Regions from separate parts of the Homo sapiens genome. Here region 1 is linked to region 2. Evidence: chromatin loops called from intact Hi-C (ENCODE). Cell type or tissue: PC-3. All regions are shown on one strand.

Region 1 (2,500 bases), 76 kb after region 2:
CTGTTTTTTATTTACTGCTTTAAATATAAGGTCTCAACCTTTTCTGCCTTATATGGTTTCTGCTGAGAAGTCCACTGTTAGTCTGATGAGATTTGCTTTATAGGTGACTAGGCATTTTTGCCTCACCAATTTTAGGTTTTTTTTTTTTTAATTGCACATTGACATTACACAGTTTGATGACTGTGTAATGTCATGGTGAATTTCATCTTAAATTGTATTTTTTTCTGATTTTTGTTGGGCCTCCTGTTTCTGGATATCTAAGTCTCTTGCTAGAGTAAGAGAATTTTCATTAATTATTTACTTAAGTAGGTTTTCTAAACTTTATTTTTCTTCTCCATTAGGAATACTGATGATTTACACCTTTGGTCATTTTACGTAGTCCCATACTTCTTGAAGGCTTTGTTAATTTCTTTTAATTCTTTTTTCTTTATTTTTGTCTAACTGAATTAATTTAATTAATTAAGCTAGACCTTTCTTCCAGTTCTGATATTCTCCTTCTTCTTGGTACAGTCTATTATCGATGTTTTTCGTGTATTTTGTAATTCCACTATAATTTTTTATTTCCCAGAAGTTTCATTTTTTAAAAGATATCTAACTCATTGGTAAATTTCTCATTTACATCTGTCATTGATTTTATTTTATTTTTATTGACTTCAGTTTTCACTTGCATCTCATCGAGCTTTCTTAAAATTAAAATTTTGAACTATTTATTTGGAATTTTGAGGATTTTCTTTTTGGTTAGAATTTTTTTTCTGAAGAAATACTGTTTCTTTTGGTGGGTCATAATACTTGACTTTTCATATTTTTGGTATTACACTTATTTGTTCATACCTCAAAAAACAGTAACTTCTTATTTTTAAATTTACTTTTATTGGGGCAAGACATTTTATTTCATGAGGATATGACTATGCTGTTTATTGAATAGGGCATTTGGCTTTGCTTTTGGCTATATTTGAAGTAGTGAAGATACTGCATGATTTTATTGGTTATAAGTAAACTTAGTGTTACTTAAAGTCCATTTGTAGTAGAGGTATACTGTGTAGTTGAGCAGGCTCATAATCTCCTGAGTCACCAGGGTGGCATGGAACATTGATAGCAGAGGTAAACAGGAGGTAATCTTATTTCTGAAGTCAAATAATGTCATCTTTTCCCAGGTCTGGAAAATTTTTAGGCTTATTTATTTATTTTTACGTTTGCTTTGTAGTTCTTTGTCTCTCGCTTCTCCTGGAACTTCTACTATGCAATGTTTGTTTTCTTGATGGTGCTTCATTGTTGATGTAGTCCTTCTTCATTATTTCTTCTTTTTCCTTTTCTGATTAGATAACTTCAAATGTCATATCTTTAGTTCATTGACTCTTTGTTCTACTTGATCAAGTCTGATGTTAAAGCTTTCTATTTTTTTCTTCAATTATTGTATTCTTTATCTCTAGAATTTATATTTATTTCTTTTGTTTATTTAAGGTTTGGGGGTATATGTGAAGGTTTGTTACATAGGTAAACTCATGTCACGGGGGTTTGTTGTACAGGTTATTTCACCACACAGGAATTAATTGCAGTACCCAATAGTTATTTTTTCTGCTTCTCTCCCTCCTCCCACCCTCTATCCTCAAGTAGACTCCAGTGTATGTTGTTTCCTTATCGTGTTCATAAGTTATCATCATTTAGCTCCCACTTGTAAGTGAGAACAAGGAGCATTTGGTTTTCCGTTCCTGCATTAGTTTGCTGAGGATAATAGCCTTCAGCTCCATCCATGTTCCTACAAAAGACATAATCTTTTTCTTTGTATGGCTGTATAGTGTTCCATGGTGCATATGTACCACATTTTTTTAATCCATTCTGTCATTTATGGGCATTTAGGTTGAATCCATGTCTTCGCTATTGTGAATAGTGCTGCAATAAACATTGTGTGCATGTGCATTATGGTGGAATGATTTATATTTCTTTGAGTATGTACCAAGTAATGGGATTACTGGGTCAAATGGTAATTCTGGTTTTAGCTCTTTGAAAAATCATCATACTGCTTTTGACAATAATGGAAATAATTTAAACTCCTACCAACAGTGTATAAGTGTTCTCTTTTCTCAGCAACCTCATCATCATCTGTTATTTTTTGATTTTAAAGAATAACAGATTCTGACTTTTTTGAGATGGTTGCTAATGGTGGCTTTGATTTGCATTTCTCTAATAATCAGTAATACTGAGCTTTTTTTATTTTCATATGCTTGTTAGCCACATGTAATATTCTTTGAAGAAGTGTCTGCTCATGTCTTTGTCTGCTTTTTAATGGGATTATTTGTTTTTCTCTTGTAAATTTTTTTAAATCCCTGATAAATGCTTGAGATTAGACCTTTTTCAGATATGTAGTTTGAAAATATTTTCTTCTGTTCAGTATGTTGTTCATTTACTCTGTTGATAGTTTTTTTTTTTTGCTGTGCAGAAGCTGTTATATTTAATTGGATCCCACTAATTTTTGCTTCTTTAACAATTGTTTTTATTGTCT
Region 2 (2,500 bases):
AAAGAGAGTCTGAGCTCAGACACACGTAACCCCATCCCCACCTGATGGTCTTTCCCTACCCACCCTGCTAGTGGAAGACAAAGGACATACAATCTTGGGAGATCTAGGGCCCCACCCACTGCCAGTCTCTCTCCACACTACTACAGTTGATGCTTTCTGGAAAGTGCCACCTCCTGGCAGGAGGTCAATCAGCACAAAAATAGAGCATCAAACCACCAAAGCTAAAAACCCTCATGGAGTCCATTGCACCCTCTGCCACCTCCACCAGAACAGGCACTGGTATCCATGACTGAGAGACCCATACATGGTTCACATCACAGGACTTTGTGTAGAAACCCCCAGCACCAGCCAGGAGCTGGGTAGACTCACTGGGTGGCTAAATCCAGAAGAGAGACAACAATCACTGCAGTTCAGCTCACAGGAAGCCACAACCACAGGAAAAGGGGGCAAGTACTACATCAAGGGAACACCCTGTGGGACAAAAAAAAAAAAAAAACCTGAACAGCAGCCTTCAGCCCTAGATCTTCCCTTTGACAGAACCTACCCAAATGGGAAGGAACCAGAAAAGCATCCCTGGTAATATGACAAAACAAGGCTCAAAAACACCCCCCAAAAATCACACTAGTTCACCAACAATGGATCCAAACCAAGAAGAAATTCCTGACTTGCCTGAAAAAGTATTCAGGAGGTTAGTTATTAAGCTAATAAGGGAGGGACCAGAGAAAGGTGAAGCCCAATGCAAGGAAATCCAAAAAAAGATACAAGAAATAAAGGAAAAAATTATTCAACAAAATAGATAGCTTAAATAAAAAAAATCAAAAATTCAGGAAGCTCCTTTATAAATTACCCAACCACTGGTATTCTTTTACAGCAATGTAAAATGAACTAAGACACAGGTCATTATATAAAGAGATTGATTCAACTCTTCTTATATAACAAGATTATATAGCAAGCTACTAAAAAACCAGAGCACCCAGACTCATTAAAAACATTCTACTAGACCTCAGAAAACAGATTGATAGTAATATAAAAATAGTGGGAGACTTCAAACCACACTGACCACACTGACAGCAATAGACAGATAATTGAGGCAGAATATCAACAGAGAAACACTGGACTTTAATTGGACTCTAGAAGATACGGGCCTAGCCACAATAAGTCTCAATAAATTTTATTTTAAAAATTGAAATGATACTGTGAATCCTCTTGGACCATAATGGAATATAACTAGAAATAAATTCCAAGAGGAACTCTCAAAAATATACAAATACATGAAAATTTAACAACCTTCTCATGAATAATCATTGAGTCAACAATGAAATTAAGGCGGATATAATTTTTTTTTTAGAAAGGAACACAAATAAGAATACAACATGCCAAAACCTCTGGGATCAACAAAAGCAGTGCTAAGAGGAAATAATATAGCAATAAATGCATGCATTTAAAAGATAGAAATGACTCAAATTAACAACCTAATGCTGCACCTCAAGAAAATAGAAAAAGAAGAACAAACCACACCCACAGCTAGCAGAAGAAAAGAAATAACAAAGACTAGAGTGGAATTAAATGAAATTAAGACAAAAAAAGGGTCAACAAAATGAAAAGTTGGTTCTGTGAAAAAATAAAAGAAAAGACTGCCACCTAGATTAACCAAAAAAGAGAAGATTCAAATAAGCACAATCAGAAATGATAAGGTGACATTAGAGCTGACAACACAGAAGTACTAAAGATCATCAGAGGCTACTATGAACAACTATACATTCATAAACTAGAAAAACTAGAGTGAAAGGATAGATTCCTGGAAGCATACAACCTCCCAAGATTGAACCAGAAATAGAAATAATGAACAGACCAATAATGAGTAGTAAAATTGAATCAGTAATTAAAAAAAAAAACCTCCCAAGAAAAAAATGTCCAGGACCAGACACATTGATAGCTGCTTTCTACCAAATGTACAAGGAAGAACTGATACCAATCCTGAAACTGTTCTAACAAATCAAGGAGGTAATGCTTTGTAACTCAGTCTATGAAATTAGCATAATCCCTATAACAAAGCCATGCAAGGACAAGAAAAAAAGGAAAACTATAGGCCAAACTTTCTGATGAACACAGATGCGAAATATTAACAAACCAAATTCAATAGCACATTAAAATAATGCAATATGATCAAGTGGATTTTATCTCAGGAATGGGAGAACGGTTCAATATTCACAAACCAATAAATGTGATTCACCACATAAATATAATTAAATTTAAAAAGCATATAATCAACTCAATAGATGCAGAAAAACACTTGATTAAGCCAAGCATCCCATCATGAATGAAACCCTCCACAAACTAGGGATGAAAGGAACATACTTCAAATTAATAAAAGCCATATATGAAAAACGAGAGCTAGCATCATACTGATTGGAGAAACTGTGAAATCCTTCCCTCTAAGAACTAGAACAAGGCAAAGATGCCTACCTTCAGCTCTCCTATTCAACATAGTACCAGAAGT

Evidence for each region. A loop is a pair of places that touch in the nucleus more often than their neighbours do. Peaks named below come from ENCODE experiments on the same cell type or tissue, not always from the same donor. Only the 100,000 strongest peaks of a DNase experiment are listed, where the experiment ranks them.
Region 1: it touches region 2 in a loop (13-fold over the local background); 1 of 110 quality-filtered maps calls a loop at or near these places.

Annotation. Positions count from the first base shown.
Region 1 is chrX:83,965,086-83,967,585 of GRCh38, reverse strand. No RefSeq gene overlaps it. Among named protein-coding and RNA genes, the nearest start is that of CYLC1, 110 kb to the right of the region's middle. In PC-3, no CTCF peak of the experiment used is centred here; no DNase peak of the experiment used is centred here; H3K27ac peaks cover 440 bases.
Region 2 is chrX:84,041,509-84,044,008 of GRCh38, reverse strand. No RefSeq gene overlaps it. Among named protein-coding and RNA genes, the nearest start is that of RPS6KA6, 150 kb to the left of the region's middle. RefSeq lists an enhancer at 1-37. In PC-3, no CTCF peak of the experiment used is centred here; no DNase peak of the experiment used is centred here.